Linked DNA regions of Homo sapiens: regions 1 and 2 are each linked to region 3. A link is a loop called in an ENCODE intact Hi-C map of the cell type or tissue named here. Cell type or tissue: MCF 10A. All regions are shown on one strand.

The links. Hi-C counts contacts between places; a loop is a spot of excess contacts. Peaks named below come from ENCODE experiments on the same cell type or tissue, not always from the same donor. Only the 100,000 strongest peaks of a DNase experiment are listed, where the experiment ranks them.
Region 1: a loop joins it to region 3, with 7 times the contacts of the local background. A loop is called at or near these places in 4 of 110 quality-filtered maps.
Region 2: it touches region 3 in a loop (9-fold over the local background); 2 of 110 quality-filtered maps call a loop at or near these places.

What each region holds. Positions count from the first base shown.
Region 1 is chr2:67,647,998-67,655,997 of GRCh38, forward strand. It overlaps LOC105374786 (a long non-coding RNA gene), which reads right to left and starts at 3,033. Exons shown (of 4, transcript XR_001739524.2): 1 at 2,969-3,033. In MCF 10A, a CTCF peak has its summit at 3,025; DNase peaks (open chromatin) are centred at 1,724 and 2,964.
Region 2 is chr2:67,318,391-67,326,390 of GRCh38, forward strand. No RefSeq gene overlaps it. Among named protein-coding and RNA genes, the nearest start is that of ETAA1, 75 kb to the right of the region's middle. In MCF 10A, CTCF peaks have their summits at 4,448 (motif pointing left) and 4,648; a DNase peak (open chromatin) is centred at 4,451.
Region 3 is chr2:67,212,199-67,220,198 of GRCh38, forward strand. The region is part of intron 1 of LINC01828 (long intergenic non-protein coding RNA 1828); the gene reads left to right. LINC01829 (long intergenic non-protein coding RNA 1829) reads right to left here and starts at 3,121. Exons shown (of 8, transcript NR_038844.1): 1 at 3,030-3,121. It overlaps LOC101927661 (a long non-coding RNA gene), which reads left to right and starts at 1,210. Exons shown (of 4, transcript NR_110568.1): 1 at 1,210-1,297. In MCF 10A, a CTCF peak has its summit at 3,246 (motif pointing left); a DNase peak (open chromatin) is centred at 3,243.

The DNA.
Region 1 (8,000 bases), 440 kb after region 3:
CCTTAGTCTTGCCAGTTTCTCTTCTAATAAATCCTTATATATGAAACACTGACATACCAGTTTTACTTTTTATAGGGCCTTAACATAAAGCCTCCTAAATTGGTTGATAAAATTATTTGATCCAGTAATTACATAGCAGAATAAACATGACTTCTAGATTCTCTTCCTGACATCTTAGCAGTTCTCAGCCCTCTCCTCTGTGACCCGTCCACCTACTCTCTCAGGTAGTAAATGATAGTGCCCGCCCCAAAGTATGTCCTCAGGAGACGCTTTAGTCAAAAAGGGCCCCATGTCAAACATGTTTGCAAAATGCTCATAGTACATCTGATTCCTGCCCTGGGAATTGATAATGTGTGTCAAAGGCTCTGAGAGTGCTATAATCAAGAAATTTGTATGACTTTATTAAATTTAATATTTATGAAGTTGATTTTGCTATAGAACTCTTTTCCTAACAACACCTATTTTGCTATGGAACTCTTTCCCTAACCTATTAAAAGTTTGCAGAACACATTTTAAGAAAAAGCAGCTCCAAATTCTTTTTCTTCATTTCTGTGTAACTCTCCCATCCTTAGCATATCTACACTGCCCTACAAAAACATTTCCATCCTGTGACTACCTGTTTAAGTTCCTATCATGGTAAAGTATTAGTAAGGGCTTGCTATGTCTAGGAAAAACACTGAATGTGTATTCTAACATGAGTTGAATCCCAGTTTCTCCGGCTACACGACCTTGAAGAAATAGCTTTACTTTCTGTAAGCATCAATTTCTTCACCCATAACCTCAACATCCTAATTTCTGCCCTTCCGATATCATTATTGCTGTGAGAATCAGCTGAACTAGTAGATGAGAAAGGATATCGTTCATTCTAAAAGATGTTATAAATGTTAAAAATTATTATTCTATCATTATTAATGGCAATGGCAATGAGGCTAAACCTCCTTTCTTAAGCAACACATTTACATTAGTGTCAAACATTCCCAAAGGGAATAAAAACTGCTCATATTGGGTTTAATCTGTCAATTGAGCATTGAGAATTACAGCTGAAGAATCAAAACAGAAATGAGTACATTGCAAAAGAAAAGGAGAAGGGAGGTATAACCCTGGGGTGTTGGGGAGTGGGGGCAGGTAGCTGAGAGGAATCTAAACTCAATCTTTGAGGAGGGAGAGCTCTTGTGGAACTTCAATAAGTGATCTCCTATGACCCAGGGACAGGGGTAAATGGTGCAGTCAGGAGTTAAGTGCCTGGTGGAGCCATACACAAAACTGTTAATGAAATGGAAGGCTTGGACAGCAAGCAGCAGAGACCCCTCCCTAGTGACATGAAGCCAGGAGCCCTAAGAGAACAAGCAAGAAACAGTCTTTTGTGAGACACAGCAGAGATCTGTCCCTTTGGCCCAGAAGGAAGATCGCAGATAGGACTGGATGTCAGCAACTGGAGGTCAACAACTTAGAGCAGAGCCAGAGAAATACTAGTTTTTCACCAATGGGTTTATATGAGTATGTCCTACTTGTCTGACAGGCTGGTGGCCAGAAAAAAACATCTGTTACACATTTTAATAGGGGCCTTCTGAACACATGATGCTGTAACACAAAGGAGTGATGTAAATGGTGGGGAAATTTAGAGATCACAGCTGGCCAGAAACTAAACTTAACATGGGTCCTTTAAGGCTTTGTCCTTCTGACCATTCCAGGTTCCTAAATCTTCCTGCCAAGTTGGCTGGAAGCCAAAATATTTCTCAACTTTGCATTTATTTCAGGGTGTTAATCTCACAGGCAACCAACCCCTACTTAATAAACTCCAGCTCTCCATGCCCACTCCTTTAGGATGCCTGTGTGTGCTCTCCCGAAGGCTCAGCACACATGCGCCTACCGCTGTCGTTTCCTGCCTGGGGAGGGTGTTGACACAGGAGAGCCAGGGCATCATGCAGCTGTCATCAGCTCAATGCCACAGATGGCATCTCGATTATGCATCCCCTTCCCAAGGCACTTGCCCGTGAGTCTGTGAGCCCTCTACCTGGCTCTGGGTCTTCTTTCCAGCCCCAGAGGCCAGCAGGAGAGGAAGGGTAACGGGGCTCAAGATGGGCTCAAGATCCTTTCGCTCTGCTACCAAGCTGGGAAGGAGTGGGCTTCCCTTGCCTTTTCTTCAGTCCCACTTTTAATCACTAACCACAGAAGGTAATGAGAAAGTGCTTGAATTACAAAGATTCCCATTTATTACTCTGACTGCCCCTCCACAAAGCCCCTCTTTTCCCCTTTGGCAAGAACAGATCACTATTGACACTTTTAGAAGGCCCTGGGCCCCTCTCAATTATTGGCCTAATCTCTGCCTGCTGAATTCTGAAAGCAGAATTCTTTTCTAACTAGATTTTTTAGAAAGTGAAGAGGCTACCCTTGGCTTTATTCATTGGAATGACTTCGCAGGCTAATGTATTCTCCTGTCAGTATATTTTATGGATTCAGCAACATCTGCAGGATATGGAAAGAACAGAAACAAACCAGATGTTTCAAAAAGGTAGCTCCACTAAGCCTCCTTAACATAATTATTGCAATATCACATCCACATTTTATTGTACCTCTTCTATATTTATATGCTGTTAACTTTTCCTGTAGAAATCCGAACCAAGTTCCTTCTAAACAGATTTGCAATCTTTAAAAACAATTTTGACATATATCCTCCATTAAATCCAAATTTTCTTTATCAAATTTTAGAGGGGAAAATAAGATTAAGGAAATGTAGATATTTATCTCAGCCTTCAACATTTACACTCATTTAGTTAATTAGCACTTAATTACACTGTCAAAGGGGGAAATTTTACCACGGACAGACCAATCCCCACCCCTCAGGCCCTCGCTTCTAAGAGAAGCAGACCTTTGCTGGGAGCCAGCTCATTCCTCCACGAAACATTTGTAATGATTACTTGACAAGGAGTGCAGATACAAAATTGCGCAACAGAGAGCCATCACTCACCACAGCCCGCTGGAATTCTCATGCTGGAGCAACAGTGCCCCCCAAAGCAAGCGGCCAGAAGCACCCTGCAAGCAAACACTGGGCTGCCCAAACTTCTATTTTCTGCTTTATAAGCTGAGGAGCTATTTTAAGAGCTGCTGGCCAAAAGCAGGCTCTATTACAACCAGACCAGCATTCCAACCAAGCTGGGGAGCCTCGGCTGGAAACAGAATGTTTCCACCTATTTTAAATCAGACGCCAGGAATTCTCTAAGGAAGAGATGGGAGGTGGGGAAGGAGAGACATGGTAGAAAATTGGAAAATTTTAGAAGTTTGCCAAACTCAAGAGAACAAAGTATAACTGGATTAATGCACAAATCTTATTAACCAAAATGCAAATGAATAGAGTTCCTCCATCTTTTCACAAATGGCAATATTATTTGGTCTCAGCTTTCCTGCCAAACAGAAGAACTCATTAAAGCTGTTGGAAAATAATAGTACTCTAATTAGTTTAATTATGATACGATGAATCAACCCAATTTTTAAAAACAATATGCAATTAGCCTTTTTTAAGTCAAAGACTCTGTTTTCCAAAACAGGAAATGAAGCATAACACTCTTATTTCATCGTTAGGGCAAAATCCTAACCACTCTGATACAGTAGTATAATGAGCATGTAATGAAACCAACAGTCCCCACTTCTTCAGCAACTCTCTTTGTGCATTGACTAGACGGCCTTTTGGCTTCAAGAATGGCAACTGCATTAAGCTGGAGGCTGACCCAAATTTTCCCTTTCAAGTTCTAAGTCCTGTTTTCTATTTTCGTTTCTATCCTGGAATAGGGTCACCCTACAAAAGATGAAATATTACATTCTTAGAAGACAATGAACTGATGATGTCATATTGGCATGTTTGGGTTTTATACTGCTCTTGGGGGTAGTGCAAGGAAAAAAATAATGTGGTGTTGGAAATGGGGAATGCAAGCCAGGCAGCCTGAAATCCAAACTTTTAAAATCAAACCACATAATCAACACCACAATATCGATACTGGGGAGGTTGGAATAGTAAACAAATAGTATATATTTTTTAAAAAACCCTCTTTCCCCTGGGAAAAAAATCCACAATGAGACTCCCACCCACTACAATCTTACCAAAATAGCTAAAATTAAAAGGACTGATAATACCAAGTATTTGTAAGGATAAGAAGAAATTAGAAGTATCATACATTTTTAGTGAGAGTATAAATTGGTACAACACTTTGGAAAACTGCTTCATGGTATCTACTAAATAGCTAAATCCTAAGACCTAGCAATTCCACTCCTGGCCAACCTAAATGAGTGCACACATCCATCAAAAAGCATGTACAAGGACGTTCATAGCAGCTTTATTCATAATAGCCTGAAATTGAAAACAACCCAAAAGTCCATCACTAGTAGGATGAATAAATTGTGACATATTCATATGATGGAATAGTACATAACAATACTGCCCAAACACAGAAGAGTACATACAACAAGCTTTCACTTACATTTTGTTAAGAAATAGGCAAAACTAATCAGTGGTGATAGAAGGCATCATGAAAGTAGTGGAGGAATGACTGGGCAGGGCATGAGAGCCTTCTGGGGTGTACCGGAATTGTTATGTATCTTAATTTGGGTGGCAGCCACACGGGTACATACATAAGTAAAAATGTATGCAACTGGATAGTTAAGATGTATCCCATTTATGTATAGTATACCCCAATTTTATTAAAAAAAAAAACAAAACAAAACAAAACCGTAAAAGCAAAGGCAGAAGAAAAGGAATCTCCTGCTACAAACTAGAGTCCTCTGCTTCAAATTTGTAACATACAATGTCACTTCCCTACATGAAACCCTCCAGGACTTCCCCTTCCTCTGAGAATGGTCTGCAAACCTTTCACTTGGCCTGCATATCCTGGGCCCTATCTACCTTGGCAAACTTTTTACTCATCACCTGTGTTCCACTTCCTCTTGCTAACTGCCCTCCAGCCACCCTGATAGTTTTCTCATCTAATACATCAGGCTCATTTTGACCTAGGTACTTGCCACTTGCTCTTCACTCTGCATGCACTGCTTTTCTCCAGATCCCCCTATGATCACCCCCAACTCATCAGTCAGACCTCAGCTCAAGTGCCATCTTCAGAGAGGCCTCTGCTGCCCACCCTAGCTAAAGTAGCATGCTCATTTCACTACCATCTCTCTCTAGCCTATCACCCCATCTATCCTTTTCAATTTTATACATAGTGCTTCTCATTCTCTAAGATTATCTGGCATGTTTACTTGCTTATTTTCTGCATTCTCCTCTAAAATATATGCTTCTCAAGAAAGTGGACAAGGTCTGTCTTGTTCACTACTGTATCTCCAGTCCCTAGGGTAGAGCCTGTCATCTAGTAGCCACTCAATAAATATTTGCTTAATCATGACTCAATAAATGAATAAATTACCACCCCCAAAAGTTAATGGGCATGGGAAAATTCATAAGGAACATCATGGCACAGTCAAAAGAGCACTGGATTAGGAGTCAGAAGACCGAGATGCTTAGAGTAGATGATTAGCTGCTTTAACATTTTTGATATCACCTATCTAAATCTAGTTGGGAGATTGGACATGTGGACATGAGGAGATAATGAGCAAATGATGCAGCAAAAGGCCAAAGGAGAGACCTCAAAAGATGAAGCCCTATGGTTAGGTTGGCCTGGTCAGGTGACCTTGCAAAGGAGGTGGGGTTTTCACTGGGCCTGGAAGGCTTAGGGGAAGGAATGGGAAGAGATAGAAAGAAGCAGAAGATCATAAATTGCGAACTTGGGTCAGCGAATGTGCAGAGGTGAGAAAACCCAAGACCTGCTGAAGACCCAGGAGCAGATGCATGTCACTCAGAGCAGAGGACTGGTTCAGGAGACTGTCTCACCAGTGTCCAGAAAGTGACTGTCCTCATTCTTTGAGCACACACAGATCTTAGAAGGGCTTAACAATTACCAGTGAACAAACCTTCTGCCAAAGAGAAGCCACTTGTATTAAACAATGGATTTCATGTACTGTGACCTTCCTTGAAACTGTGGCCTAAAAGGAATATGAATCAAAAGTCAGAAATTTGCACTATGTCGGAAGCAGCCAAGATGGCCAAATAGGAACAGCTCTGGTCTACAGCTCCCAGTGTGAACGAAGCAGAAGACGGGTGATTTTTGCATTTCCATCTGAGGTACCGGGTTCATCTCACTGGGGAGTGCCAGACAGTGGGCACAGGACAGTGGGTGCAGTGCACTGTGCGCGAGCCGAAGCTGGGCAAGGCATTGCCTCACTTGGGAAGTGCAAGGGGTCAGGGAGTTCCCTTTCCTAGTCAAAGAAAAGGGTGACAGACAGCACCTGGAAAATCAGGTCACTCCTGCCCTAATACTGCGCTTTTCCGACGGGCTTAAAAAATGGCGCACCAGGAGATTATATCCTGCACCTGGCTGGGAGGGTCCTACACCCATGGAGTCCCGCTGATTGCTAGCACAGCAGTCTGAGATCAAACTGCAAGGCAGCAGTGAGGCTGGGGGAGGGGCACCCATCATTGCCCAGGCTTGCTTAGGTAAACAAAGCAGCCAGGAAGCTCGAACTGGGTGGAGCCCACCACAGCTCAAGGAGGCCTGCCTGCCTCTGTAGGCTCCACCTCTGGGGGCAGGGCACAGATAAACAAAAAGACAGCAGTAACCTCTGTAGACTTAAATGTCCCTGTCTGACAGCTTTGAAGAGAGCAGTGGTTCTCCCAGCACGCAGCTGGAGATCTGAGAACAGGCAGACTGCCTCCTCAAGTGGGTCCCTGACCCCGGACCCCGACCCCTGGGCAGCCTAGCTGGGAGTCACCCCCCAGTAGGGGCAGACTGACACCTCACATGGCCAGGTACTCCTCTGAGACAAAACTTCCAGAGGAACGATCAGACAGCAGCATTCGCGGTTCACGAAAATCCGCTGTTCTGCAGCCACCACTGCTGGTACCCAGGCAAACAGGGTCTGGAGTGGATCTCTAGCAAACTCCAACAGACCTGCAGCTGAGGGTCCTGTCTGTTAGAAGGAAAACTAACAAACAGAAAGGACATCCACACCAAAAACCCATCTGTACGTCACCATCATCAAAGACCAAAAGTAGATAAAACCACAAAGATGGGGAAAAAACAGAGCAGAAAAACTGGAAACTCTAAAAAGCAGAGTGCCTCTCCTCCTCCAAAGGAATGCAGTTCCTCACCAGCAACGGAACAAAGCTGGAGGGAGAATGACTCTGACGAGTTGAGAGAAGAAGGCTTCAGACAATCAAACTACTCCAAGCTACAGGAGGAAATTCAAACCAAAGGCAAAGAAGTTGAAAACTTTGAAAAAAATTTAGACAAATGTATAACTAGAATAACCAATAGAGAGAAGTGCTTAAAGAAGCTGATGGAGCTGAAAGCCAAGGCTTGAGAATGACGTGAAGAATGCAGAAGCCTCAGGAGCAGATGCGATCAACTGTAAGAAAGGGTATCAGTGATGGAAGATGGAATGAATGAAATGAAGCAAGAAGGGAAGTCTAGAGAAAAAAGAATAAAAAGAAACGAACAAACCCTCCAAGAAATATGGGACTATGTGAAAAGACCAAATCTACGTCTGATTGGTGTACCTGAAAGTGATGGGGAGAATGGAACCAAGTTGGAAAACACTCTGCAGGATATTATCCAGGAGAACTTCCCCAATCTAGCAAGGCAGGCCAACATTCAAATTCAGGAAATACAGAGAATGCCACAAAGATACTCCTCGAGAAGAGCACCTCCAAGACACATAATTGTCAGATTCACCAAAGTTGAAATGAAGGAAAAAATGTTAAGGGCAGCCAGAGAGAAAGGTCGGGTTACCCATAAAGGGAAGCCCATCAGACCAACAGCGGATCTCTTGGCAGAAACTCTACAAGCCAGAAGAGAGTGGGGGCCAATATTCAATATTCTTAAAGAAAAGAATTTTCAACCCAGAATTTCATATCCAGCCAAACTAAGCTTCATAGGTGAAGGAGAAATAAAATACTTTAC
Region 2 (8,000 bases), 110 kb after region 3:
CTGAGTAGGTAATGCATTTGGTATTAAGGATCCATCATATGCGTATGTCTTCTGAGCGTAATGGTTCCTTTGGAGCTATTATAGGTATGCCGTGAATAGATATTAGAAATAATACACAAAGAGTGACTGAAGGAGATCCCATATTAACTACTGTCAGACTTTAAACATTATTCTAAAATAAGTTTTTAATTCCTAGGGTTTAATACCTCTATACTTTGTAAACTGAGCACTTTTCAAAGAGAGCTCCAAATTCCTACAGAGCTGTCTTTAAGTGAGCTTTGATCTTTGCAGAGCACCTATCTTGTGTTTCTATAATTGCTGTGGTTTAACAAGGCTCCCTAGCATGTGAAGGGGGGCAAATCCTTTTATTAAGGCTATAAACCTAACTGACCATAGTGACGGAATGTGCAGCTTGGTGGTAGCCCTTAGCTCCCCAGGAAAGAAAAAAAAAATTGAAACCAGGGAGTCTTCATGTTAAAACAAAATGAAATATTTATTAAACATGTTTCTGGTGTCCCAGGTGGTAAGAGGCTGCCCCGTGGTCCGCTGAAAGGTTTGATCTTTGTTAAGTATTGTGAATGCTGATTTCAATAATGGGGTGAAAGCTGAGGAAGTTATGGCTGAAATTTTGGCTAAAGATGACAGCTCTAGGTTTCAAGTTGCACAAAGCAGTCTGAGGGATTAAACCAACAAAGCCTGCTCAAAAGTATTGAGTTTCCAAAAGTGTAATCTTCCTATCAGTGATTCACACTCCTAGGATGGGGAGGATTCCTCATTTTTTACTTTGACTTTGCCATATTAATCTTACTTAACAAATACATGTGGTGATTTATATCATGTTTAATTAACTGATTGAGGGCGCCAGTGGTAAAAATGGCATCGCATTAAGCTCTGTCCGTATGGCAAATTCGAATCACATCCTTAGCCTTGCAAGAACAAAATATCCCGAGAGTCACTGATGACAGGATGTAGGAATTGAAATCAGGTCCCTCCTGTTGTTTGAGAATCTAGGGAGGGTGCCTGCCATATGCCCATCACTTCCAGCGGGGGAAATGACAGGATAAAAGAAAGGAAGGCTCTAGTTCTTCCAATATGTTCAAATCTCAGATGAAAATGATTGTGCAGCAGTGCTGTACAGAGGCCAAGATTCACATGAAAGTACATCTCAAACTTTGCAGAGAGCTTAATGAGAGGGTTTTGTGGTGTTTTGATATGTGGGGTTTTCTTTTGTTTTGTTTTCTGAAATGGCTGCTCAGGGTTTTTGAGAACTGAGAGGCGAAAAAGCTGTCGTTTAGAGTTAAATATAATAAGCAGGATTTTTTTAATAAAAGAGGGAATTATTATTTAATAAAATATAAGTGCACTATGATTCCATAGAAATCAAATTAGGTTTGAATACTAAAACCACACGTTGGGATACTGGTTTTAAAATTAACATCTTTGGAAATTGGAGTTGTCTAATTTTTCCCCTCAAAAATCTATGGTGATTATTTATGACATCTAAAGAAAAAGTATAAATTGATTACTGATAATAATTTTGAAATTTTAAAATGCATTTTAAATTGCATGACAACATAATAAAAGTATGAAAAGAGGGTAAAAAATCCATTTCAATCTTCAATTTGATGATTAACACTTTTGTGCATCCTCTTTTAGTGTTTTGTTTGCATGTGTTAAAATTATTATAATCATGCTACACCTTCATCTTGTATCCTTTTTTAACTTAGTATTTTATCCCATATTTCTCATACTGCTTTATACCAATTTTATTGACTGCATAATATTTCATCAAATGAATGTTGTCATCTTTTCCTAACCAAGCTTCCACTGCTAGATATTAAAATGCCTTCCAATGTTTGCTATTATAAACAATGTTATAAAGAAAATTTTTATATACATGGCTTTTTCCACATTTTGAATTATTTCCCTGGAGAGATTTCCTATACCTGTTCAGGTTGCCATACTGTTTAGGTTTCTTAAAAGATTGTATAGAAGTAAAGACATTTTTCTTCCAAGGAAAAGTAGAAAGTAAAACATTCTATAATGGTGTCATTATACAGGAAAAAAAAAAAATCTTACTTGAAATTAACATGCAATTTAAGTGATGACTTCACTCCTATAGTAAGTATTGGCGACATGAGAAAAACATTTAATTTTTACTCTAAATTAATTTGTTCTCTAAATGTTGTTCTCTAAATTTAATTTGTTCTCTAAATGTTGTGTTCTTCTTTAAAATAAGCATATGGTGACAATGAAATAAATTCAGAATTTTCTATTTTGTTTTACTCCTCACTTATTGTTTTGATTTAGAAAAAAAGTCCTTTCAAGTATAATTTAAGTTTTGAAATTTTTAACAGTTTCCTGGAGGATATTACAAGTGACTATTAAGCCAGCATACAGGTCACTTTTTAAAATGATCATTATTTTGGTTAAATCTGAAGTATGGTCCTCATAATTAATAATCCTAGATGTTTTCATGGCTTCAATTCAGAATATGATGAATTGGGTAAGTTAGGCAATATATTTTAACTAAAACCACTTTGGATTTTGACAAGGAATTCAAACTTTTCAACTGTGCTGTGTTGCTGCATAAGCAGCCTGTAAAAAGAATAATCACCTCAATTTTTTCAACTTCCTGGAATCATTCAAAACAGAGTAGTTAAGGATTGCTTCATTTGGAAGTAATAAGTTCCAAAACGGTCTGCCGCAGTATAGTTTAATTACTGGTCTCAATTCTCAACCTTCTAGATTTTCTTAACTATCCTTTTTTTGTTTTCAAACAAAAAATGTACAAACTTAAAATTCTATTGGCAGCCTAGTTTATCAAAAAAAGTTAGCTGCTTTATTTAACTTAGTCTATGATTTTATGAAATGCCATCAAATTCAAGTCAAGGGTATATTAGGGATCAAATAATTTTGGAAGCCAAAAGTGCATTTCCCTAGATGGTTTCTTCCAGCCGATGTTATTATTAGTCTGAGATCATGTAACAGCTTTTGTTTTCCAAATCTGTTCCTTTCAGTGAAGTCTATTTCTTTGCATAGTTTAAAAACAAAGGATAAACATTCCTTATGGGGCACTGGAAGGAGAAGCAATTCATGTGAATTTGATAAAACATAATGTACTGGACTGACAGTAAAAAGGCTTTGCTTGTTTGATTGTTGACTGGTTTTGTCTTTAAATAATGGTCTTCTTTTGGCATTTAATGTATATTTGGTCACAATAAACATAATTTATGAATATTTTAACACATGCATACTCAGTGGGGTGGATTATCATACTGATATAAATAGAATTAATGAGCAGTCAACCCGCCACATGCCACGACATATGACGGGGCAGCCAGTGCACAGAAATAATCCTCATAGTTTCATAATAAAGCTTTTCTCTTAGTTCAACTTTTTAAAACTACTTACAGTCTTATGTCCCCTTTCTGTTGGAGTATGGTTCACCAACCTGTGAAACAAGATTAAGATTTTACTACAAGAATCTATTTCTTTGGCATTCAAAAAAACAATTTTCTTGCTTTCTCTAAAACAAAATAAATATATTTGAACAAACTAACTCTACTAGGCCAAATTTCAGGGAATAGGTTATAGACAGACAAGACATATGTCTACTAGAAAAAAATTGTTATATTCTTTTCTTTTCTTTTTATGACAATAACATGATTATGCTCAATTGCTGCTACCAGATCTTTACAAGAACAAAAACTTTCTAAATAGTTCTACATTCTAAAACAGATCCGATGGGCATATCGCCTGGATAAAATTATTCTGGAAAAAAAAATCTTCTTAGCCAGTTATCTGCTCTCCTTGAACACAAAGCAACAATCTGTTAAGCGTGCCTAATAAGATTTTTTTTAAAGGAAAGAACTCAGTAGTATAAAGCCACCTCTTCAAATGGTAGGTATTGGGGGGGAGACATGGGCATGCAAAATCTTCAATTTAGCCATGCTTTATTCAACAAATAATTATTTTTGTGAAGAGACAAATTGAAATTTAAGATTAACCTTCATTTGCCTTATTTCCACAGTTTGATTACAGGCAAAAGTGGGAAAAAATAAAATTAGCATGTGCACTGCATTGTCCAGATGATCTGGCAGGAGGAGAGCCTTGGCAGAGATATACTATGACTTTTTACAAATGCAGATGGCAGTGTTGCAGCCTTTATTCCTCTTATCTTTCATTTTCAAAGGGAACACTCGAAGCTTTTTGCCACCACCCTCCTCTACTCCTATCCTCACATGTAAAAACACTGTATCCCCAAATCAAAGCTCTTTCCTAAAACAGGCAAGCCCCAGGATGCATCAGGGAAGGGACAGACTGTGACACCATGCTCCTGGTCATCTGTGAGAGAAGTGCACTGTGCTATGTGGGCCAGGGCCTGGTGAACTTGCCCAGAGTGACTCCCTTGGGGAATCCAGCCCTTTCACCAGCAAAGAAAATGGGCACCACCTAGTGCTTTTTCAACGCAAAGGCTGTTTGTGCTCATGTGGACAAGAGTGGGCATGCGTTGGCTGACCTTTACAAAGGAAAAAAAAAAAAGGAGTCAGGTGGCTTTAACCCCTATGCCAACTGAAAGAAGAAGCAAGTGACAATCTTAAGACAAAGGAATTCAGTGCTTCCAAATTATAGATTTCTTTGGTTTTTTTTTTTTTATAATTATTGGTCTGTTCATGAGAAATAACATCTTTACTTACCAAGACACTAATTTCCTCTGTATCACCTTTTTGCCTCCTCATGTCCTCTGAGGTTAATTTGTAAGAATTTCTAAGAATTTTCATTTGGTCCAAAGTGACATAGCAGAACCAGCGCTGGCCCACCCCCACCCCCAAAATCTATTCTAACAAGCAGTCTCTCTGGAGTTCTCCTAACACAACAAATAGCTTTTATGAAAAATGATGTGTAGCACAAAATCTTTTGCAGTGCAATAAGATCAAGTTAACCACTCATGCCTCTAGGAAAAAGCCTAGGAAGTTTTATCTGATTGGCAAAATGGACCCAGATATGAGTTCAAGGATTGAGTACAGTTTGATGAAATTTCATAGCAATGAAGTCTGATTATCTGAATGATTGCTTAAGCCTTTTAAAACATAACTCGAGGAAGCACTAGATTTTTCATTGGGAAAACAGATGGTCTTGTAGGGAATCGTAGAACCACCATCTCATGCTGTTTACTTTTTCTGTAATACTTTGCCTAGAATTACTCTCACCACTATTGCTTTTTAAAAATAATAATGATTTCTTCATTGCTAAAAGGTAGATCTTTCTGCAATAAAATTAGAAATCTTAGTGGAGGGCAAGGTGAAGGGCAGAAATGGGAAAAATGAGTAACCTGCTATACCTAACTGGATTAACAAGGACCTGTAACATATCCAGGAACTAACTGGCTGGCTCTGAACTCATTAGGGATCTGCTTATCTGTTATGCTGTACAACAGAATCCAGACAAAAAACAGACTGTGAAGAAACGGATTAAAAATGATTGTAACTTCTCTAAGAGTTCAGTATCTGTGCTAAGCAACTTTGTAGAAGGACTGAAGAAAACAAAGCCCAAGATTCTGAACTTCACTCCACTGCCTATCCCCAAGTTCTGCCGTTATAAGATCGCAATAACGCTACTTAGATATAGAACTTTGCAACTGTTTTATGAACTAACCTAAAAAGTCAAACGCACTCTCATCTCTTGGTCATTTTATTGCTGTAATTTATGATATTAAATAAGTGATTTGTTTAAAATAAATTTTAAAATTTATACCAAGGAGGAAAAATAATCTTAAAATGGGTTTGTTCTATGAGGAGCAAGAAAAAAAAAATGTGTAGTGAACTGATCTCTTTGAGATTTCACTGGCACAAAATATATCCCTTTAAGCTTAACACTAAATAGGTGATCTTGTCTTGACAGATTTAAGATGAACATGAATTGATTAGCTGAAGCCATCAGGTGTGGCTGAGCCTGTCTTTTTCCAAATATGTACCTACAGGATAATGGAAGGAGGTAGCTGTTGTCATCACCTTTTTAAGTGAAAGCAGTGTTATGTTTTGTATTCAAGTCGAATTCCCCAACTCTTCATATCACCACCATTCTGGTCAGCCTGTTAAGGGAAGAAAAACAACAACAACATTTTCTTTTTTTCTTCCCTGCCCACCCAGCCCCCCTTTTCCACTGCCTGCCTTGCCCTGAATGCTATAGTTCACAGCGAAACCCTCTGGTAATGACAGCCCTGAAGTGATAATGTACTTTCCTGCCTTCCTGTTAACGGTAGCATAATCCCGCCATGTGTGCCAGCCCCGTGGCAGAAGGATGCGTTCATATTTTCTGGAGGTAAAAGGGACCGGTTCAATTTACAGGCTTGACTACCTCAGCAGTTTCACTAAGTTCTGGTACATAAATGGATGTTTTATTAAAGAAGAAAAGGAAGGGGGAAGGGAAGGAGGAGGAAGACGAAGAAGAAGAAAAGAAGAGAAGGAAAGGAGGTGGGAAGGAGAATTCGTCTTTTTCTGCTCAATATTATGTCAGTGAAACCAAATAATGTGTCTCGGTTCCTCCCCCTGAGCATTCCACCCGGGTAAAAAAGGAACTAAGGTAAGTCATATCAAGTAAATGCACTGGACTTGGAGATGTGGGCTCCCTGTGTGATAAGCAATGGGCAGCATGTGATAACACATTTATCCTCTCCCTCCTCTTAGCTCACCTCTGCTGAGAGAAGCTGTGCATGGCGAGTGGCCCCCACACACCTGGCTGGATGACATCTGAGGGCTCGGAGGTCCCTGCTGCTCAGTGTGCCAGGATGGTCCCACCGTCCTCACATTCACATTTTTTATGGATGATGCGTCATTCTGCTAAGGCAACAAAAGTGAAAACAATCAATAGTTCTACCCAAATACCTGTTATTTTAAGAATGGGGCCAGAGTGATTTCTTGGCTATGAGCAGCTCAGGAGACACTATTTTTCGTTGTTTAAATACAATTGATTTTCCTTGCTTCAGAACCCAGATCACTCACGGAGCTCCTGGTGTGTCGAGCTTGGATGAATTTGTAATATGACACAGTGATACCTGTTTGTTTAAGGACACCTTGTGTGTAATGTCAGTGTTGCATTACTCTGTGGTTCCAAAACTTCAAGTCCACACTGGAGAAGGTGGGGGCAGCCTGTGGACAGAGGCAGGAAAGAAGGGACATTGTTTTGAGTGCCTGTTAGCTTGTAGGCACAGTTCCATGCTCTTTTCTGTAAAACAGGCCAATGATATTGGAAGCCAAGTTTGTCTGGCTATGGAGCCCCTGTTTCTCCACTCTACCAATAATCAAAACTCACAGTGAGAGGTTAAACCAATACATGCACACATTACCAAAACAAGGTTTCACAAACAATATTTACCTTTACACAGGCAATTTACTCTTATTTTACCAGTCCTACTCCATAATAATTCAATTCTTTAAAATTATGGTTGCAACCCCACTAAATTGGCCTCATAATCTACCATTGTAACATGGCCCACTGTTTGATACACACTGGAGTACACCTTGGTACCCTTCACATTTTTAAATGATGCTATATTGGACTTGGTATCCATGTGATGATCAAGATTGTATTTGAAGATGTTGCATAGAAAGTCCCATCCTATGATTCAGTTTTTTCATCTAAGAATTAGAAATTATAACATTTATTCCCCAAAATTCTCCAGTTGAATTCACTGGAGGTATTCATTGCCTCTCAGAGAGTCTGTTACTTAAAATAAAGACAATTAAAATTAAGATAGCAAGTATTTTAGCAACAAAAGCCACAAAAAAGAATAATAATTATAATTGCTATTGTTAGTAATAATTGTTGAACTCACAACCTGCCGGCCACTGCTCTATGAGCTTTCAATATAACTCATTCAGTTCTCACTATCACTTTATGAAGTAGGTAAATATTACTTTCACTTTACAGCCAGAATTCCTTTATCTTCTTTCTCATAAATTTCTCATTCTAAACTGTTAATATACATCTCAGAAAAT
Region 3 (8,000 bases):
AGATTTAACTTCAGGGCACAAAAACTACACAAAATACTTAGCTAGGTTGTTATTATTTAAATGTTTCAATGAAATTTAATTTGTAATTTAGGACTTTTCCAATCTTTCCTACATTTTATAATATATTTAACCTAAGCAGCTAAAATCTGAGCATGAGAAAGAATCATTCATAAATACAGATGGTACAATGAAGAGCTCCACTGAACACTGCTGAAGCTCGTGAAGTTGAAAGCAGAGTGGCTGATTAGCCATACACATATTTTTACTAATCACAGAGCAAGCATATTTTGTTACTGCATAATCAGATGCCTTAGGTATATCAAATATACTTTTTCCACATGACCAAAGTAAGAATTTGCAAGAAAAGCAATCACCATTCAATTACATGCCTGTGATTATAAAATACTAAAACAAGTCAAATTTCTTTTTCTAATATCAAATTTGAACTTAACCATATTTTCCTAAGAGCAATTTTCTAGCATTGAAAACCACGACTAACCTTTTGTCAGAAAAAGTGTTTGAGGATATTCCTGATACTGTTAAAGCTTTTTCTTATATGTTCTGGGCATGTTCTCTCTTCCTGAAATATTTTGATAACTTATAGAAGTTGAATCTATATTTAAGAATAGTCACTGCCCTCCTGTAAATTCAAGAAACTCACGAGGGGACCTAGATTTTAAAAATCGTTTGTGCTTTTGAAATCTTAGTGAAACTAAGCGTTTTCAATCCATAAAAATTTTAACTAACACATAAAATTCATTCAAATCTCTTAAAACCTTAAAAATGATAGACTTCTATTTTGCCCATACAAAAGAAAGCAATAGTGAAATTTTAACTGATAAATATTAAGATGCTTTCTTCTTTAAGGATTGTAGTTTCAAATGTTTTTACACTAAAAACCAACTGACAGATCTTTTATGAATATTTGGAAAATCATCCTTCGCTTTTTTGCAGCCCAGAAAAGAAGCAAAAAGAATCATAATATGCATTTTATGTGGTGATATAAAAGAGTCCCATGGTAAGAGCAGACGGAAAATGGTATAGTTATTATTAATTTAGAAAAACAAAAGAGCAGCCCAGCATTTCAGTAATGTGGCAAGTTGTGTGCTCTTGAAGGAGAGAGGGTTTTATAATTGGATTTTAGAGTAATTTAGAAGACGAGATAAGATGTAATGGTTGAGTATTAGAGGTTAGAACTACAAGAGAAACCCATAATGTAAGGGTTCACTGCACTGGGGGACAACAGAACAAAGAGAAGCAGCGCCAACCGAAAACGGCCCCAGTGAGAAGCAACAAGGTGAGGCTTGCGATGGGGGTTCCCAGAGGGTGTCAGCAGGGACGCAGGCTCAGCCCCTGCAGCATACCGTAAGGAGCACAGGCTTTTCTCAGAATGCTTTTTCTTTAGTGACCTGTCACTGTCCCACCTCTCCTCCTCCCTACCTGCGAGTTCAGCTTGGCATTTCTTTCTTCCCTGCAGCCCAGCAGTCAGACCTGAGCATCTGCCATCCAGGCTTCCACCCTCAGCAGGCTGTCCTGGGGCTCCATCCAGGCTCCCCTGACACCACCCACACACCCACAGGTCCCCCCACATACACCCCCACACATACACACCCCACACACATAAACACCCACAGACACACACACACACACATACCCACATATACACACACCCCACAAACATAAACACCCACAGATACACACATACACACCCACATACACACACCCCACATACATACACACACTCCCTACACACTCCACTCACATACACACCCACATAAACACATACTTCCCCCATACACACACACAGCCACACACACATCATACACACACTCCCCCTACACACACATACACACCCACAGTCACATCCACACTTTCCCCACACACATACACATACCCCACACACATACACACCCACATATACACTCCATACACATACACACCCACCAACATACATACACACCACACACACATATACCCCCACATACATACACACACTCCCCACACATACCCGACTTACATACACACCCACATATACTTCTCCCATACACACATATACACACCCACATACACCCCTCCACACACACGTATAACTCCCCACACATACATACCCACATAAACACATACATATACATACTTCCCCAACACATATATGCACACCACACACACACCCCTCCACATGCACATACTCCCCCCACACCCATACACATCCAAAACCCCACACACATACACATCCAAATACACCCACACCCACATACACCTTACATACATACACACACTTCCCACACACACCCCACACACATACCCACATATACACACACCCACAGACACACACACCCACATCCACACACCCCACACACATACGCACATACATCCCCCCACACGTACCCACATACTTCCCCCCGACACATACACACCCACACACCCCACATACATACCCACATATACACACCCACATACACCCCCCCAAAACACAAACCCCACACACACATACCCCACACATATACCCACATACAGACACACATACTCATACATGCACTTACTCTCCTCACACACATATTCACCGTAAACACATACATACCCACACACCCATACACACATTTCCCCCACATATACACAACCCCATACACACACACTCCCTACCCACACACACATCCACACACCCACATTCCCCCACACACACCCATACACACACTCCCCACCACCCCACACACACATATTCACCCCCACACACACACTCCCCACCACCCCACACACATATTCACCCACACACGCTTCTAACACACCTACACACACGCTTTCCACACATATACACAGCACACTCACACCCATATCCCTCCACACACACATGCATACCACCCTACACAGAGAACCAGGGCCTAACCTCTCTATCTCTCTTCTATCCCCGCAAGGCTCAGCCTGTGCCCACTGGGAGACAGAGAAAAGAATCTGAAGAAGAGTAAAATCTGCCTCTACCCACCCCACCCCCAATTTTCATTCCAAGCCTTAGGCAGATAAATGTACTTTTCCACCTGTTCATTGGGGTCCCTGTCCAGATAATCCATCGCACAGGCTCCAGCTCTCAGGTGAAGGCCTCAGGTGAGAGGCTCTTTTTAGATTTAAGAATCCAAGCCTGGAGGGGAAACCCTGTTTCTAGAAAGGGAGAGCTGTGTTGCTGACGGGCGGTGGGAAGAGATGGGAACCTATGGGGTTGAATTCCTGCCCAGTCATCGGCGCTTGGCTACCCCCTGCTGGGCGGGAAGCTCTTGGCCTCAGACTCACACATTATGCTCAGGGTCAAGTCTATTCCCAAGGCTTGGGACAGAATCCACTTACTTCCTGTCAAATTGTTATCACACGTTCCCAACGTGAAGCTGGAGTGTGAAGTTACCTTCCAATCCCCAAGAGGTGTTTGTTAAAGAGTTTTTTTCCTCTGAGCCCTTTGTATGCCAGTTTAAGCAGAACAAATCTATTTATTTTTTGTGAGGATCAGTTTATTAAAAGCATGCACATAACTCAAATCGTATAGTAAAATGATGTTAGGCTTTGTTGAGCATGAAAAGTGTGCTCGCTCAAACCCCATTTCCAACCTTCCGTGCGTCATTTTCCCCTGAAGCAGAACATAGGTTATGTTAACAGGACCTCAGCCCAAAGGCCTAAAATCAGCTTAGCTCCCAGGCTTTCTCCAGCCATCTCTTCCCACAACCCACTCTTTCCACCTCTCAGGAAAACCCCAGCTACATGATGTAGAAAACTGGCAAATATAAGCGGACGGGGAACCGATTTTTAACCAGATCAAGTTTTCAAATATAGATTAACACGTTTTAATTGTCCTATAAACTATTATTCTTAAAGTCACTCTTAACAAAACCCAGACTTGGAGGAAGTTCTCTGCCATAACTGTAATGTGTATACACTATTAAGATAGTTATGAAACCTCAGACACATTTGGAAGACGTGGCTTAATAGTGCCTTTAATACAAAATAAAGTAAAATGTAAATAAAAAGGGATTAGTTGTTATAAGCTGTGACACAGCTGCAGCGACAGAAACTGAAGAAACATGTAAACAGAGAGTGCTTTTAGTCACTCAGTGACCCAAATGTCTTTTTCAGACTCTCACAATTCTAATTCTGACACACTCGTTCATTTCATTTATTTTGCAAACCAAGCAGAAATGAAACGGACCTTCAGATTAAGTAAACAGGGGCTTTACATATAGCCACTAAGCTGCCAGATAGACAACTTTTGGTTTACATGGAGTGTAAGGGTAAAGAAACAATGTCAAAACTGCATCCCTTCTTGCATTTATTGGCATGAAGTGAAAATCCAAATATATTCACCAACAAATTAATAAAGGGTGAACAGGCTGCTAACCTTGCATGGTGCGTTAAAGTGTCAGAGCACTTGAACTGCACATCATAGCACAGCCTCAGAAATAAACAAACATTTCTCTCTGTCAGAATGGGGTAAATAAATTAGGATTTGGCTAAATCTCTGGTTGTTTTGCTCCCATGTTGTGGCCTAGAATAAGCCCTACACTATTTCCAGCTGAAGTTGACTCTACTTGATACCTTAAGCAAATGAGAGAAAAGACAAGGGTGACAGTGTAGGAAGGAACTGACTTGAGATTTTCCTTTCTTATTAGTTAACAGAGTTGTCAGTGAGTGAGAATGCAGGATACAAATTAATGCTTTTTCAAAAGCCTTCACTCTAATCCTATTTTTTCCTTAATGATCCCTTTGTCAATTACTGTTGTCTGGGTGTAGCCTTATAATAGTCATGTTCAGATTGTTTACCAAGGTTGGGTGAAATGGCAGGATGAGGGTGGGGGGAGGGAGGAACAAAGAGATAAGCCTATCCCTGATAAGCCTAGGAAGCTCTTAACTGAATTCAAGTAACCCTGCCCCCTCCCTCAATGGGAGAAGCATGCCAGCCTTCCCACCAAGTTCTTCCAGATGATACTCAGTACTTTAATCTCTATGCCTGCTCAGCAAATTGAGTGATTTCTCTTCTCTAACTCTTGCTATCTGGTGACTCCAACCCCTTTTTTCTTTGAGCCATTTCCTTTTTCCGTTTTTCTTGAAAAGTTTTCTTAAATCCATACACATTAAACTAATAAAGAAAAATGGAATATAAATGCTATGGTTTGAATGCCCCCTCCAAAACTCATTTTGAGATTTAATTGCCATTGTAATAGTATGAAGAGGTGGGCCTTTAAGAAGTGATTAGGCCATGATGGCACTGCCTTCATGAAGGGGTTAATGCTGCTATCACAGGTCTGGGTTAGTTATTGCAGGAGTGGATTTCTGATTTAAAAAAAAAAAAAAAAGATGAGTTCAGCCAACTTCCCTCTCTGTCTCACATACACTCACAATATGATGCCATCTGCCTTAGGATGACCCTTCCCAGAAGCTGGTGTCATGTTCTTGGACTTCCCAGCCTCCAGAACCATGAGCCAAATAAGTTTCTTTTCTTCATAAATTACCCAGTCTGTGGTGTTCTGTTATAACAGCAGACACAGACTAAGACAACAAGCAAAAGTTAAATAGCAAAGTGATGATGGAAGATGAAGGACTCTGAAGAAGAGAAAAATCAATGGGATGACAGAACATTTAGGCAGCTTCAATAACAAGATGAAATGTGAATAATAGAAAACATTATTTGAGTGATTATTATGTATCAGACACCATTCCAAATATTTTTATGTTTATTATATCCTTTCATCCTCTTTATCACCCTATGAGATGACATTATTATCTCTACTTTAGAGGCAAAAATGTATTGAGGCCTGGAAAAGTTAGAATTCAATAGCTTATCAGTGGTACAGCTAAGATTTGACTTTTGACCAGGGACTTGTAAAACTATGCTATGCTAATAGAATAGGAAAATGGGTTAAGAAAAACAACAACAAAAACAAGCCAAACAACATTGCAAGCCAGCCTTTTTAACTGGGTGGGTTTCATTGTTATTCAACTGTGGAGTCACATTTGCAAACATTCTTAACCAGAAGAAACCGTGACTGCTCCATATCCCAAAGAATTCAGTATTACATAGTCCAGTATACATATTCATGGTCTCAAAAAATCCTGAGCTGCATATTAAAAGGTCCACGAGAGGCAAGTGAATTCAAATAACATAGGAAAGAAGCACATGCAGATGCAAAAGAACTATCCAAGTAAAAAGTCTGAACTTCTGTCATGTGATGTTTATACTCAAAATGGCCTAGATGAGAGGTAAAGGGTGGTTACATAATCAAGTGCCTACAACAGTAGCACTTTTAACAATTTTGGGGCCTGCAGCAAGAAATGAAGGCCCACATATTTTATGTTTTTATGTTTAAAAATATATATAGTCAAGCTAAAAAATGGTTAAAGTAAAATTCTATCCTCCTATGTAAATTAACAACTGAAAAGGACAATTTTTAACTTAAAATTCTTGGACTACTTCGAATGCTGTGTTAAAATATGGTAACGTGGAGTGAGTTGGTTTGTGTGTGGCCTCTGATCCCAAACCAAGTCAATCCCATGATCCCCATTTCTCTTCTGCCCTCTGGATGTATTCTGTAACTCAAACACCTCACTCATCTAACCTGTGCCCACAAGGCCTCCACTCCAAGTACCCCCTTGGCCACCACTCAAGTCTAGAAGAGTGCACACTGGCATCACAGTCTGTCTTCAGGAGAGACCCAGGGAGAACCATGTAAGCTTGGCATCCTCTGCTCAGGGACTTCCAGGAGCCTGGGTACCTGGAGCAGGATATAATGCTTTGACGCTTAAAGTGTAGTCCACAGCACCAGGGGTCTGTTAAAACTTCAGACTCTCAGACCCACGCTGGACCTACCCACTGAATTAGAATCTACACTTTGGCAGGATCCTCAGGTGTTTCATATAAGCACATTAAAGTTTGGGACGCACTGGGCCAAAAGGGATGGTGGCTGCTTGACAGGCAAGTCCACTTGTCCCCAAGAACTCCTCACCCTGTAGAGACAGCCATGGCTGGGTAAGGGCCAGGATGGAAACAACTAAAGAGTAGCACTAGGACAGGATCCCTTCTAGCTCAGGTTGGAAACTCAACAACAGATTTAATTACATTCAGGAGGGCAGTAGACCTAGTGTAAAAACATATGCTGACCCATGATGGGGACGTCAAGGGTGGCAGCCCTGCCTAACGGAGGCAGCCAGTGCCCAACTATAGCTTACTGTGGCCTGAGGCTATACTATGCTAGCTATGGGGTGAGGTCAAATCATAGACAGGTGGAATTAATATACCAGCCTGGTAGTTCTCATGGTGGGTGGGAAAAAAATGGGTATCAGAATCTGCTGAAAAGGTGTTAGAAAATATTCATGTCCCTGCCTCCACCCCTGAGAAAGTATCTAAAATTTTGGTTGAGGAAGAAAAACATACATTTTTATTTTTAAAAATCCCCAGATCATTTTGATTCATCCTCCCTAACCCCTGCCTCCACCCTTGCCATGTTAAAAATTATTCTGGACAACAGAACACAGTTAGCTGTTTCCATTGATTGTCACTGCTTAAGGCCCGGGGTTGTGCTTGGATGAGGCTGCTGACTTGCTTAATCCTTTCTCAGTCATTCTCTTATCACAAGTACACACATGAACAAAGGTTCACTCTCCATCTCTACATGCTAAGTGGAGCCAAAACGGACACATGGTGGAATTATAAGCGAAAAATTCCCAGACCATTTGGTCCCTGTATGAATCTCTACAGGAAATGCATCTCGTGCTGTGCATCTGGGTTTTATCAAAGAGAAGGTTTATTTCTACCCAGGATTCCGTTTTTTTGATAGTTACATTCTTCAAAGTAGGTGAAAAGACAAAAGAAAAAAGAAGAAGAAGAAAAAAAAGGTGGGGGAAATCTAAAGTAAGGTAACATAATTATTGAAGAATACTGAGGCAATCACTTCTGTTCCTTTAGCCACATTCCTCTGTGTGTATAATTACACAAATATTTTCCAAGTCATAATTCAAAAATAATTTATCTT